Regions from separate parts of the Mus musculus genome. Here all the other regions are linked to region 2. Evidence: chromatin loops called from intact Hi-C (ENCODE). Cell type or tissue: left cerebral cortex. All regions are shown on one strand.

Region 1 (5,000 bases), 130 kb after region 2:
AAGGTGGAGAGTAGTCAGAGAGAGTAGACTTCTAGGTAGAAGATGGGATGTTTTTCTGATGGGGTATCAAAAGAGTGATTGAAGTTAATCTAGAAGACCATAGACACAGAGTTTATATAAATATTTATATAAATATAAATAGAAAGAACACTAACTCTTGAGAAGTTAGCATGGCAGCTGGAGAGGGCTGAAGTCTTCAACTATTGTCACACACAAGTCATGGTCCCATAAGATGATTAGAGTGGCCTCCTACACCCTGAGGTCACAGCCATAGGCTGCCCAAGACTACAAAAATGTAGCTAATTTCTAAAGCCTTTTTTTTTTTGCTTTTCACATTAGTCCATTTCAAAAGCCTGTTTCTTTTCACACTATCTTTGCTTGACAATGTTTCTGTGTGTGAGGGCATGGCCAGGTGGGTCTGTAACCTGCAGGTCTGCATGTATGTACACTCCTGGAAAAGCCAGAGGTCAGCCTTAATCATCCATCCTCAAGAGCCATCCATCTTAGTTTTTGAGACAGTCTCTCACTGAGAAGCCCACTGATTTGGCGAAACTGGGTGGCCAGTGATCCCTGGGGCTCTATTTGCTTGCCTCTTTTCCCAAACAGCACATGCCGCTGCACCTGGATTTTACATGGATGCCAAGGACTGAACACAGGTCCTCATGTCTGTGTAATAAGCATATACTAACTGCGCCATCGCCCACATCATGTACCTTGTCATCGTTCCCATTAAGTGTAGAAGTATAATGCTCACTGATTATTATTATTATTCAACATTTTCAACCAGTCGGACACAGCAAATGACCATCATTGCATACTTTATTCTGATGGGTTCATGTCACCCCTCTTCCTGGATAGTTAGTACCTCAAAACCAGAAATAATTTGATTTATCTCCGTCCTCCTATCTGCTAGCACAGGGATGGGCATAGACTAGAACTAAGTAAACGGTGAGTTGGTAGACTCAGGGAATGGTATCAGAATGACCGGCTGTTTGCTCAAGTCCAACCATTATAAATGATTTATTGTGCTTTCAAGGTTAAACCATGCATGCCGATGTCCTTTAGTCAGATTGCTGCCAGGCCTTCTAGCCTGAATGTGTGTGTGTGTGTGTGTGTGTATGTGTGTGTGTGTGTGTGTGTGTGTGTGTGTGTGCGCGCGCGCGCGCGCGCGCGCGCGCGCGCGCGAGTGTGTGTTAGTATGAGGCCAAGAACATAAGAATGCCTGTCCTTCCTGCTGAGGACATGGACTTCTGCAGGCACTGCAATTTTGTACAGAAGCCAATGGGCAAAACTCACCTCTCCCAAAGCTAGTCTTGCAAAATATCCTTGTTACGGGGGAGGGGGGGTCGCAAAAACCAGACTGTGAGAGAGGACAGTATATAGGAAGATTCCTAAAGAGACGCTTAGGATTCCTAAGATGACCACGACAGGGCCATGGTGTGTAAGATTGCCAGAGGGAGCCACTGGGCTATAGCACCATCACGGGGTCTAGCTGACCTCATCATGAACTCTAGCTGACCCCATAGAGAACTGAAAACAGAGATAGGCCTTCATCATGGTCCTCAGCTATGGCAAGGGCTGGGCTTGTATACCTCTCCTATCAATATACCTCTCGAAATCAATGGCTGTTTGTCATCCCTAAGAAAGAGCTAGCCTTAGACAGCCATCCTTAGAGAGGCTGTTGGCAGTAGAACCAGAAGTCCTTCTGGACATGGTAGGGGCCATGGCACAGCAAAGCTACCACACTTGTGTGGTCACTCGGTGCAGATAGAATGACCAATGTTCAGAGCTGGAGAGATTCAGTAGAGTAGGAGATGGAACTGCATCCAAATTGTAATCTTGTAGCTTATAAACTATAAACTGTACCAGCTTAGAATAGTATCAAACTTCTTGGATCTTCATTTATAAAATAATAACAACATTATTTTTGTTGCAATATTATTCATTGGTTGGTTGGTGAGAAGGTATCACTATCATGTAGCACAGGCTGGCCTCTAATACACTATGTAGCCAAAGATGACGTTGAACTTCTGACCCTCCTGCCTCCACCTCCTAAAATCTTCCTGGGATTAGAAATGTGAAATACCATGCCTAGTTTTGTACATAATGAGGATCAAAGCCAAAACTTTGTGCATGCCAGGCAAAAACTCTACCAATTAAGCTACATCCCCCATTCTTTAGAGTGTTTTAAAGTAAGGATTAAATAAGTATAAAAATGTCCTTGGCACAGCACAATGTTTCATAAGTGGCACTGATGCTGGGCGCCCACAGTAATTGTTGCTATCTTAGCAGCTGCAGAGGCAGAATGGCTCCCTGGCATCGGTACTGGATGCCTGTGGATGGGAGCTATGTCAAATCTGTGTCTAAAGCCATCAGGTGCATAGACTACAGGGTCCCAAGGGTGTCTGTTACCATAGCTAGCTGTCTCCTTTAACCTCAAGCTTACTGGGCTGAGGGAAGTTGTCTAGAGACATTATCAAGAACAAAGAACAACACCGGGAAAGGGGTCTCAGCTGTTTTCTCCAGTAGAGCACATGGCCGGCTTGTGTGCCAGACAGAGTAGACCACCAGAAGTGGATAAGATGGTCACTTTACAGGCTGTGGGCATCGCCTAACATACTGGCCTGTCCAGAGGGTGTGAGCACATGACAGTGAGAGGTGTTTGATTTTACTATCCCTTCTTCCAGATGGTCAGCTGGTAGAAAAATCCCCTGTCTGGGATGACTTCTGAGCATATGGGAGGGTAGAATGTACTACCACCGTCAGGGCCACCAGGAGTGGCTAAAGAGCTTCAACCTTCCTTCCTTCAGTGGGAGGAAGTCGCTATGGTGACTAGAGCTCTTTACAGTGCTTTGAATGCTTCATTCACCTAGACAGAAAGTCCCAATATAGGGCCAGAGAGATGGCTCAGTGGTTAAGAACATTGACTGAGAGGTGCTGAGTTCAATTCCCAGCAACCACATGGTGGCTCACAACCAACTGTAATGAGATCTGACACCATCTTCTGGTGTTTCTGAAGACAGTGACAGTGTACTCACATACATGAAATAAATAAATAAATCTTTAAAAAGAAGGAGGAGGAGGTCCCAATATGCAGACTCTAGGATAAGAAAAAGATGATTCCTAGGTATGAATCCATCGCCAACTTTGGGGCTTAAGCAAAAGTGTACCTGAGTAAGTATTTATTTATTGGAGAGAGATGTGGGTGGAGAGGGAGAGAACAGACCAGGGGATCTCAGCAAAAGGGTATCAGACAGACTTGGGAGAAGGGTGAGGGTGGACAGGACACTAGGCAGAGTCGGCTCAGACTGGATGCTGTAAGCAAGCACCACGGCAACTCCATGGTCAAGTGTCTTCATAAATCTTATCTTCAAGGAAGATCAGGCCAAGGATAGGGGAAGAAGTCTTGCATAGCCACGGTGGGATGTTTGGCATTGTAAGCAAGAGTGTGGCACAGTAACCTTGGTTTTGTCAAACTCAGGGTGTGGCCTTGGCTCATTCCACCTTCGGGTTTGCTTTTGTGAGGATAATTAGGTATGGCAGCAAATACAGGTTAGCTGTGATAGAAGACCGGTTAAGGTCTGCTTTTTTTTTAATCTTTCTCTTTTTGCTGAGACATTAAATCCCTTCATATATATATATATATATTTCCCTCTGTAAAATATGAATAAAACTTGTTACCTCACATGCTGGTTTGAAGTTATGGAGCAGAGAGCAATCCACTGCACATGCGCCCAGGAGCACCAGCAAGCAGTCGCTGTCACCCCACGCCCCCAGGTCTCTAGCTGAGGTAACTGATCTAAAAGCCCCTGTGAGCTTTGGTGAACACCAGAAGGAAGTAGCCATCCATCCGCAGGATGCAGCTGGCTTTTCTGTTTTGAAGCACAGCTCAGCCCATCAGTCAAGACTGGCACTTGGCTCTGGTACTCCAAATAGAGGGAAGGTTCAGCCTGGGCTTCACACAGGGGCTGGAACACTGCCCAGAACCTGGGTGATGGAGTTAAGCAGGCCCCTACCAGGGTTGCTTGTATCTGGGTTTCATTTGGTTTTTGCTCTGAATTCACAGAAATGACCATAGACACAGAATTCCACTGGGCACCTTCAAGAGATGAAGGCTGTATGCAGTCTGCCTGGGCCAGACGTGCTTGGGACCAGAATCACCTTCGTTTGGTTCAAACACATGATCTTGTCTGATAATAGCAGAGTTTATCATAAGGAAAGCCCACCCAGGCTGCACTCCCCAAATTATACCCTTGTCCTGGTAATTGCATAGTCATTCAGAGCCTGCATCTGGCTTATAACAGTATTTCCATGCAGGCCAGATCGAGTGCCACCTCTCATTTGGTGGAACAAAAAGAAAATTGTACACTTTGATGACTCAACTACCCCCAGCTTGGGGTATTAGAAAGGCACAAAATCTCCAGTCATTTCTATCTCAGCTTTGGCTCTTTTGGGGATACGTTCAGCCTCAACATCCCGATCTGTAAAATGGGAATGCTGAAACTGCCTTGCCCTCCACAAACCCAAGGAGAACTGCAAAATCCAACTCATAAAAACATTATATATACATATATATATATATATATATATATATATATATATAGAAGCGTTACAGTATGAGTTTTGAAAAGTATTGCCTTCATGATGGCTTCTGCTTCTTAGCATGTAGGACAGACCCGATCAAAATGAAAGGTGACAAAAGCCATGCTTTTCCAGCCTGTTCATTAATGACAGGTAACTCTCCCCTGCAGCTTTCAAAGTCACACATGCACCTGCTCAAACTCTGGGAGTGTCCAGCTGTTTACTACAACAGTGAGGCCGACTCGATGCTAACATTGGTATTGTTTGAACCACCCACTCAACAAAGATTTGCTGTGTGCCAGCCCTAGTTCTGGAGTTTGCAAGGATCAGCAGGGAATGAATTCACCAAGCAACCCTGGAAAGCGCCTATGGTGGGGGGGGGGCAGGAATTTTAATTCTTTCACCGTTGCCCCTGCTTG
Region 2 (5,000 bases):
CTCCGCCCCTTGCTCCTTTGTGGATATAGTTATGCTAAGGCTGTTCTCCTTGCTTCTCTAGAGTTGAAGAGGACCTGGACCTGATTCTGAACCTGGGATCTGAACCAAAGCCCAAGCCCCAGACTAAGCCCAAGCCTCTAGTCCCAGCTAAGCCAGCATTGCCCAGGAAACCAACTCTGCCCGCATCAGTGGGCCCGTCAGAACCTGGGTCTGGACCGCAGAAGCAGCAACAGATCCAAGCTATGGATGAAATGGACATCTTGCAGTATATCCGGGACCATGACACACTTGCCCAAGACTCCCCCAGCCTCTTCTGACTTCCCCACAACCCTGCCTTTCACCCTATGCTGGGCCTGGGGAGGAGGCCTGTATGTGACTATGTGGGTTCTGCTTACCAGGCAGGGACTCCCCAGCCCCAGTCCCACATCCTTCTTTTCTCTTGGGCTATGGGATGGACAAGGACTCTCTGCAGACTGTAGAGCTGGGAACACCACAGGAATTAAGCCGTATCATGTCCACCCAGCGGGCTATGGAAAGGAGGGCATTTGTGAGCATGTCTTGAGATCAGAGGACAGTGCCCCCACCAAGGGAAAGGACATCTTCTTCATACTTGTACCCACTGGCTCTGCCAGCTCAGCATGGGAAGTGGGGCTTATCCTGAGCCTAGGCTGGGCTAAAGGAGAACATGGGACAGGCCACTCTGAACTCTCTACTTAGCATGGCTGCTCGGGCCCCCAAGGTGTGTTCTGAGGAGAAAGACCAGCTCTCCAGGCTGCCCTGACCCAAGTCCCTTCTCAGGCTCTTCTGGCTTCCAATGCTAAGAAGAAAACGTAGTCCCAGCCTTGCCTTTCTAGTGCACGGAGGGCTTCCAGGACCCCAAGCCTTCTACTCCCTTTCCCACGAGAGGGCCTGGCCAGCCCATGGTCCTTGGATGTGGCTTTCAACAAAGTAGGTCTTAGCATCTCCCAGAGTTTAGCCCATGGGGTTTGAGGCTCTGAGGCCTCGTCTGCCCTCAGGATCTGAACTTGCTCGTCAGCCTTTCTCCAGTGGAGCCACCAGCCAAGCTGTGCCCAGAGCAACCCTGTGCCTTCCAGTAGATGGTGTTTTGTGGAGCATAGAATGTTAGAATGTATTCTGTGTGTCAGGGACTTTTTTTTTTTTAATGAAACACATTTTTTTTTAAAACAAAATGCAGCCACTTTGTTCCTTGGGTCAGTTGTGCTTCACAGAGGCATTAGAAGGGCCCAGTTGGGTCCAAGAGTCACTTTCAGGAGCCCCTGAGTGGCACAGTTCAATTGTTTGTTGCCTTCAGTATCTTGGGTCCCCAGCTCCTACTCTGTAGTAAGACCTACAGGATCAGACTAGGAGTATCAAGTCTGACAGCCTTTCATCTCACTGTGTCCCCTGTCACCTGCCTAGTTCTGAGCAGGTGTCCAAGCTGTTCTGTGTAAGGACCGGATACTCTGCTCTCCTAGGTTAAGGTCCCCAGAGCTGAGGACTGACTCTAGACAGCCTCCACCCAACTCTGCTTCCCTTTCACCAGCAGGCCTTCACCCCCTCCATCTCTTGGTGCCTAGAACTCAGCCCAGTGCCCAGAAGCCCCTTCCTCTCTGACTGCGGAGGAAGGTTCACGTGGCCCAATCTTTTGTAGAGCCACCCTACTGTGGTCCCTGGGCATCTTTGAACCCTAGTCCCTTTATATCCATTCCTGTGTGCCTTGGCTACCAGCTCTCTACCTCTTTCATACACACCTTGCACCTACTTTGGGTGACAGATGACATAGGAGCCAATGGGTGTGTAGGAGCTTGGATGACCATGGACTGATCCCCACGTGGGGTCCCTAACAGTATCTGACCTGACCTACCACTCTCTAGTGTGGCTTTGCCCACTAGTGGGGACTTGTCTGCTGTGGAGCTTTTGGGACACCCTGGCATGGTTGTTTGCCCCACAGATAGCATTTTTCCAATCATGACTTCTTTTGATCACTGGTCTGTGACCTACAGCCAGTCTGTCTCCCAGTTATCCAGTAAAGTCTGTGTGTGATAAAGCCAGAATTTCAGTGTTGTTCTTTTCCATGCCTGGGCTGAGAGGAGAAGTGGTGGTGGTGGTGGTGGTGGTGGTGGTGGTGGTGGTGTTGTGTGTGTGTGTGTGTGTGTGTGTGTGTGTGTTGAGGGGATTGTCCTTTGTAGCCAGGGAAGGTACTCTTATGTCTCTGACTCTGTGTGTTTCTCTCTCTCTCTCTCTCTCTCTCTCTCTCTCTCTCTCTCTCTCTCTGTGTGTGTGTGTGTGTCTGTCTGTCTGTCTGTCTGTCTGTCTGTTTCCATGTCTCTGTCTATTTCTATCCCCACCTCTCTATCTCTGTCTTTCTGTCTGTCTCTTCCTTTCTCTCTTTGTGATGGAGGCTGGGATAGTCCCTTGTAACCAGGGAAGGTACTCTATGCCTCTGACTCTCTGTGTTTCTGTCTCTTTGTTTCTGTGTGTCTCTCTCTATGTGTGTCTATCTCCGTTTCTGTCTCCCCCTCTCTATTGCCTTGTCTCTCTTTTGTCTCTGTCTCTGTGTCTCTCTGTCTGTCTCTCTCTGTGTCTCTGTCTCTGTCTCTGTCTCTGTCTCTCTCTCTCTCTCTCTCTCTCTCTCTCTGGTGGGGGGCTGGAATAGTCCTTTGTAACCAGGGTAGGTATTCTATGTCTGCTAACTCTGGCCCAGCCCTCCAGACTGTCTCTTAGCTGGAACTAGGAGAAAGGAAGGAAGGAAGGGATCTAGGAGATCTAGTTTTTCCCACTGTGTAAACTGAGGCAGAGGGCCCAGAAGGAGTCTCTGGCTAGTAATCACTCAGCCAAGCCCCGTGTGGAATGAGGACCCCTTCCCTCCAGATTCTCATCTTGGGTTCTCCACATGGAACTGGAAGTACCATGATTTCAGACATGCCCCACCTGATGGATATAATACACAGGCCTAGCCTTGCACCCCAGCAGCCCAGCACGGCACTGCTGCATGTCGGGTTCTTCAGCATACAGCTCTGCAGGCTGCCACCCACCACAGAGCAAACAGCTTCTTAGGGATTCTCAGATGTGTGCAGTCTGAGCCACCCCTCAGCCTCTCTTCCCAGTACTTAGGTTTGAATTCTTAGGACTGAGTTGGAGTCTGTGTTCTTGAGGGTGAACTAACGGCTGTTCTGTTCTGAGGACTGACTCTTCGGGAGCCCGCAGCTCCAGTATCTCCAAGCAAGAGAAAGTGACGGCTGGGCAGCAGTGTGTGCTTCTTTGGGGCTATTATGGGCCCCGTGGGCAGGAAGTGTTGCCAGCGGCTGCATCCGCTGCTCCCTTCCTCCCAGTGTTGTTCTTAGAACATTGTGAACTTGAGACAGTTCTGCAAAGTCCCAGTTCTGGGGCTAATTCTGGCCGGGCTGGCATCCTGTGCTCTGCTGCATAGAGGGGCCATTTCTGCATCTCTGGTCATGCCCATGTGCTCAAGGATCGGCTCTGAAACTAGAGTCCTTGCTGCAGAGGCTAATCACAGCCAAGTCCTGCTGCTCTTTGTTCCTAGCTATCACTAGGCTTGGTGTCTACAGACTGCCATCCAGAGCCAGGCTGATGTGAAAGGCTGTGTGTGCTTAGCTTTCGAGCTCGCTCACCACCCGGGCTATACGCATCCCCAGAAGAGGACCACAAAGCCACCAGTGTATCTCCTGCCTGGATGCCAGGTACTTCCCAGTTCAGCTACCTCTCCATAGGCTGAGGACAGCCCAGAGCAGGCATGATGTGCAAAGTGCCTTGGAGTAGCTGAGCCCTCAGTTCTAGTCTTAGATGCCCCCATGGACTGCAGACTGTTGTTTTGAGCAATCATTACCCAACTCTATACCCTAAGGAGTCAGGAGAAAGGTGGCCAGGGACTGGTAGAGAAGTGACACAAACAGCTAGCAGTCCTCATGTGACTCTCAGCACTTTAGTGAGAGGTGGTCAGGTTGGGATCATGGAAGCTTGCTGCTCTCCTAAAGGATCAAAGTCTGGGACCTACAACCCATGACAGGTTGGGTTTCTCACAGCCACCTGTAACTGCAGATCGAAGGGATCGTGACGTCCTCTTCCCACTGCTGTAGGAACCTGTTCACACCTGTGCACAGGTGTCCTATGAAATGCTCGCAATCGAATATGTTTTGAAAAGATTATCGCAGGGGCTGGGGAGATGGCTCAGTAGTTAAGAGCACTTAACTGTTCTTCTGAAGGTCCTGAGTTCGATTCCCAGAAAACCACATGGTGGCTCACAACCATTTGTAATGAGATCTGATGCCTTTTTCTGGTGTATCTGAAGACAGCTACAGTGTACTCATATAAATAAAATAAATAAATCTTTTTTTAAAATATTAACTCAGCCAGGCGGTGGTGGCACACCCCTTTAATCCCAGCACTTAGAAGGCAGAGGCAGGCGGATTTCTGAGTTCGAGGCCAGCCTGGTCTACAGAGTGAGTTCCAGGACAGCCAGGGCTACACAGAGAAACCCTGTCTCAAAAAACAAACAAACAAAAAGACTGACTCTCTCAATTCCTGAAATAGGATGTACTTTGGCTGAGTTGTAGCTGTGCTTGAAGAAGCTTAGGGAGCTGGTCGTAGAGGGACTCTTACCCAAGGAGCTGCCTACTAAGTGGCAGTGGCCAGGTGGAGTCATCGAGGCCTGTGGCTTCCGCTCAGTGAGCCTCTCCGAAGCACTGGCTGTTATAGGTGCTGGGTGTTGTGCAGTGAATAACCATGATGTGCAGACCTCGGGGCCCGCTCTGCTTGCTGACTCCTGGCTCTTGTTTCCATGGCTCTGGCCACTGTGAGGGGCTAGAGATTGTACTCCTCAGGTCAGGCTGAGAATAAAGCTTCAGCCACTGACACGGAGATCATGCGCTCCACTTGGGTTCCGTGAGTGGGTTTTCCCTCTGCTGATCACGTTCAGAGGCCTGATGCTTCTCTGCCAACCCCACAAACACAGCCTCAGTCACTTCCTTCAAGAAAGCTTG
Region 3 (5,000 bases), 150 kb after region 2:
TGGACCCTGGTGTAACAAAAAGAGTGTGTTCTGGCAGGAATATTACAGTAAGTGCCCTGAATCTTAAACCAAGGGTAACTCGGGCGCCAGAGCATTATCTGTGTGTTGGTCTTCCCCAAACACGAAAAACAGCTTTCAGTACCAGACAGATCTGCAGTGGCAGGAAGTCCAGAATGGGTCTTTTCAGGAGACTGGTCTCCAGGTTCTCAGACAGCTGGCTGTAGAGCTAAGTTCTGGGCATTTGGCCCAAGCCTGAACTCTTTCCCCAACAGAGAGTTAGTTCCTGCACTCCCTGGTACGCGGAAGGACTCCGACCAGGAAATCTGCAAGTAAACATTGTTTTTCATCGAAAAGACTTGTCTCTAAAATGAACTGTGGGATAAAGGTGAGCAGTGTTAAGGGAACGGGGAAGGAGTAAACTCTGCTCAAAGAAGCAGCCACCCAGGGCAGACCCAGCCTTGGCACTCCTGGCAGAGCCCAGACAATCCCCCACTGTTGGCCTATGGGCCTTGGCTCTGCGGAGCTGGAGGCCCAGGTCCTGGATGCTTAAGTGGGTGAAAGGTCACCACAGACAGGTTTTTCTGAGCTCACAAAAGTGCTTCAGAGTCTGAGGGAAGACAAGGAAACAGAAGCCTCCTCTTTGAAGCCTGCAACTTCAAAGGAGGCCTCCCCAGCTTGGACCCCGGGGGGTGGGGTGGGGGTGGGGCATAGAGAGGGTGGCAACCCAGCGCGAAGAGCCCAGAAAGCAAAGCTGTCAAAAGCAAAAACACACCCATGAATGAGATGGGAGAGGTTGGCACGCTTCTCTGGAAGCCTCGGAGCTGGCGGGTTTGAGCCCTCCCGTCTAGAGCAGGGTTTTAATGTGGGCTCTGAAGAGCAAACCAGCCAGTCTAGCTGGAGTACACTGCAGAAGGAAGCCTGTCTGAAATTAGGGGGCCTCAATATTGAAATCTTAAAAAAAAAAAAAAAAAAAAAAAAAAAAAAGGGTCTGCTCTAGCTTAAAGTGCCTACCTGTCAAACACTGGGTCTTTCCTGGTCCTTAGAGGAAGGCATCATGGGTTCCTTTGTAAACATTCAGGCAAAAGTTCTGTAATTAAAGAGCCAGCTCCTTATTTCAACTCCCTCCCTAGGCTCCCACTCAAGAGATACACACACACACACACACACACACACAAACCTTTCCCAGAGATACCAACTTAGTTTCTGGGAGTATTGTCTATTCCTTTGCTTGTCTGTTCTTTTTTCTCTGTGTAGCCCTGGAACCCACTCTGCATCTGTAGTCCAGGCTGGCCTATAACTCAAGAGATTTGCCTGCTTTTGCTGGGACTGAAGGCATCCGCCATCACTGCCATGCTTTCCCCATCTCTTAAATTCTAGCCTGGTCCACACATGTGATTAACCACCCCCCTAAAAACATTTTAAATAATAATAATAAAGTCATCTATGTTTAACATTCACAAACAGCAACCTTTCTTATTGTTGAAGTGAGAGTAGTAGAGCCCAGAATAAACTTCAGACACTTCTTAAAGACCTATAGATGAAGTCAAACCAAGACCTTTGTCCTCACCTAATGGGACTAAATTCACAATAATTAGTACACTCTGGGTGTCTGATGGACGACAAGCTTAGCCTCCTCCGGGAATCTGACAGGAATAACCTGGCCTCTCAGGGTCACCCAGCCCCTAAAAGGTGCCAGGCTCATGGCCATATTTACTACTATAGAGAGGCTGCAGTTACTGCCAGAAAGGACCTCCACAAGAACTCTTCCCTTACCCCCAATTCAGACATCTTCTGACACTATTAAGCCACAGGAGCTGTTTATAAATGTCATGATCATAGTCTTTTAATATTTTACATAAAAATCTGTATACACAGCTTATAGAACTCTTATGTAAACATCATAAGTTCACCATTTGTCATCTGTCAGTTTATTTAAAAAAAATAAAACAAAAACAAAACAAGACAATTTAGAAGTACCACTGGGCTGGCGGGGGGGAGAGGGGGGAGGCTTTTCTCTGCACATGGAACGTACAGAAAATTTCACACAGAAGAGACTTGTCTTGTGGGAGGGGGGGTTTAAATAGACCCCAATACCTGTTGCCTTCCTTTACCAAAACTGCGTATGCTACACAAATTTAAAGAAAAAATTCACACTGTTGACATTTTTTTTTCAAGAAAACAAAGCAAAAGTTAGTTGTTTTTGTAATCTTAGAGTCATCATAGTTTTAAAAAAACCATCAGAAGTAGATGAGGTTACAGCATACAAGTGTGGTCAGAATGCTGTCTTATGCAAATGACAAGTACACTGGGTGTCAAACAATGGGACAATTGTGCAAAGAACTCTTTCATCAACAACAAAAAGCTTCAGCGTTTAAATAAATTCAGTAACAATAGTCTCTTGAGCTGAACAATGTTCATTTGTAGGACAGGCACAAAGTTCGCTTATGGCAAAAGTGACCCCACTGCACACCCTGGATCCTCTGCCGGAGGTTCGCTGGGGGTTGGCCCAGGAGACACTGTCTGAGCTGCTTCCTCTCGACCCCAAGTCAGTTGCAAATGTCTTCCCCAGGGTGTGGAAAGATGGCCAAGTCCAGTTCATGCTTGGATGGGTGGGCGCCTGACCCAGCCTGGGAAAGGAGCTGCTCTGGGCCCTGGTCGCCCCACACACCACTAAACAATACCATTCTGCCTCCGAAAATAAAATCTGTATTTATGTAACAGCCCCATCCTCCCCCCAGCCCTCCCCTCCCGCCATTCCAGGGGTCTATGTTACAGACATGGAGCAACAGTAGTGGCTTGCTGGTTACAAGCAAACCTGCTGGGGGCGCAACCACTCTGCGTGCCCCTGGGGAAACCAGAGGCGGGGGTGGGGCAGGAGTCGGGTGGGGTGTAGGGAGTCGTACACACACACAACCACACTTTGAGGCCTGGCTCTTTAGAAAAGGATGCTCAGGAACCCCTTGGCACTCAGCAGGGTGCCCAGGCCTGTGCCACACAGCTGGACACACACAGACACTGGGAAGGGGGAGCTCGGTGCCCACGCTAATTCTCAGCGTGACCAGCCAGAGCCACCAGCAGATGTCAGGCAGTCTGGTGGTGTCCTTGGGGGCATGGGTCTCCCTTTCTCCCGGTTCGTGGGCGACCGGGCCAAGGAGGGGGAGCCACGCTGGCAAGGGCGTGAGGCAGGACGCGTCCCTCATAGCACCTTGCAGCAGTTGATGCAGCCATTCTGGGATCCGTAGCGCTTCTGCAGCGCGGCGCGCGTGGCCGTCTCAAAAACCTCGCGCACGCCCTCCTTGGTCTTGGCCGAGCACTCGAGGTAGTCATAGGCTTGGATGCGCACCGCCATGGCGCGGCCGTCATCCGTGCGCACTGGCTCCTGCTTCATGCGGGCCAGCTCCGTGCGGACATGCTCGTCGCTGCGCAGGTCTTTTTTGTTGGCCACCAGGATGATGGGCACATTGGGGCAGAAGTGCTTTACCTCGGGCACCCACTTCTCGGGGATGTTCTCGAGAGAGTCCGGGCTGTCCACCGAGAAGCACATAAGGATGACGTCGGTGTCCGGATAGGAGAGCGGCCGTAAACGATCGTAGTCCTCCTGGCCTGCCGTGTCCCACAGCGCCAGCTCCACCTGCTTGCCGTCCACCTCGATGTCCGCCACATAGTTCTCGAACACGGTGGGCACGTACACCTCGGGGAATTCGTCTTTACTGAACACGATCAGCAGGCACGTCTTGCCGCACGCGCCGTCGCCCACCACCACCAGCTTCTTGCGGATGGCCGCCATGAGCTCGCCGGGCGCGGGCAGCAGGAGGGGCCCGCGAGCGCCTCGCCGCCGTCCCGCTCCCTGTTGCTTGCCGCTCCCCGCTCTCCCGCGACTGCGCGCTGCGGGCTAGGCTCGCTAACTGCACCTGGACCCCGCGGCGGCGCGGTCTCTCGGGGCGCTCCGGTTGCCTCGGCAGGGGCGCAGGGGCATACGGTGCACTGAGTGTCGCCGCGCCGCTGCCGCGCCGCTGTGGTCCTCGGCGGTCCCGGAGCTGCGCTGCTTTGTGCGAAGTGATGGCTGATGCTGCGGACCCGGCCTAGCTTCTTTCCCGGGGCGGGTTCACTCTAGACCTAGGGTACAGGGGCGCAGACGACGACAACCGAACTGCGGTGGCAGATGCGGGCTGCGGCCCTAGCGCCCGCTATTTAAAGAGTCCGGCCACTTTCTTAATATAGCCACCCAATGGGAAGCCATAGGGCTGAGCTCATCGCTGCGGAGCTTGGCTCCGATTGGTCGCCCGCTGCAGTCCGAAGGCGGGTTCGCCTTAGCTTGATTGACTGCCCTGTCCGCGGGGCTGGGAGAGGCGTTGACTGTGGAGTCTGCGCGGCGACCCGCCCCGTGGGGTTGTGTGGCCGCCGGGTCCCCGCCTTCGTCGCAGCCTCTCTGAGTGCGACATCGTGGAGCAGGCAGCCTGGAGCCCTCCGGGTCTGGGTGGGCAGTTCCGAGACGAGCTACACTCTTGTGGGGCGTTGGCTGCTCCCAGGGCTTCAGCTTTATCTAGCTTCCGAGCGAACTACGGGTGATCAAGCATGGGGGAGGGGCGGCGCCTTTAACGTGGTTTTGTTTTCACTTAAACAGACACCGGTGCACGGTTTTGTTACCTAGCCAAGGGTTTCGTTCTTTCTTAACTTTGTTTAGATAACTAACCCCTCGTGTGCTCTGGGCCGAATTCTGACACTTACCCAGGGCAGCCTTTTCACTGAGAAAGGCTAACAGTAAATTGTGTGGGCCTGGGTGAGTCCCCTCTCGGCTTTCTCTTCAAGGCCCACACTTAGGTCTCCGGGTGAAGAAGATAAGGGGAGGAATCTAGGAGACACACAGCTGTAGGACAAAGGAAAGCGAGGTGCAGGGCACTCCGCTGAAAAAGAAAGCACCCAGCTTGGGCAGGCAACCTTCACCCAGTCCTACCACATTACATCTGATTCTCGCCCTAAAGCCAGAGAACTGCTTGAAG

What was found. A loop is a pair of places that touch in the nucleus more often than their neighbours do. Peaks named below come from ENCODE experiments on the same cell type or tissue, not always from the same donor. Only the 100,000 strongest peaks of a DNase experiment are listed, where the experiment ranks them.
Region 1: a loop joins it to region 2, with 5 times the contacts of the local background. A loop is called at or near these places in 4 of 42 quality-filtered maps.
Region 3: it touches region 2 in a loop (4-fold over the local background); 5 of 42 quality-filtered maps call a loop at or near these places.

The regions. Positions count from the first base shown.
Region 1 is chr12:8,468,902-8,473,901 of GRCm38, forward strand. No RefSeq gene overlaps it. Among named protein-coding and RNA genes, the nearest start is that of Gm51967, 22 kb to the left of the region's middle. In left cerebral cortex, no CTCF peak of the experiment used is centred here; DNase peaks (open chromatin) are centred at 2,254 and 3,918; H3K27ac peaks cover 804 bases.
Region 2 is chr12:8,341,771-8,346,770 of GRCm38, forward strand. It overlaps Hs1bp3 (HCLS1 binding protein 3), which reads left to right. Exons shown (of 7, transcript NM_021429.3): 7 at 62-2,054. The coding sequence ends at 317. Among named protein-coding and RNA genes, the nearest start is that of Gm33134, 20 kb to the right of the region's middle. In left cerebral cortex, no CTCF peak of the experiment used is centred here; DNase peaks (open chromatin) are centred at 2,733, 3,313 and 4,891; H3K27ac peaks cover 3,554 bases.
Region 3 is chr12:8,495,846-8,500,845 of GRCm38, forward strand. It overlaps Rhob (ras homolog family member B), which reads right to left and starts at 4,164. Exons shown (of 1, transcript NM_007483.3): 1 at 1,816-4,164. The coding sequence starts at 3,787. The coding sequence ends at 3,197. In left cerebral cortex, CTCF peaks have their summits at 2,826 (motif pointing right) and 4,135; DNase peaks (open chromatin) are centred at 257, 498, 765, 1,189 and 7 more places; H3K4me3 peaks cover 4,569 bases; H3K27ac peaks cover 5,000 bases.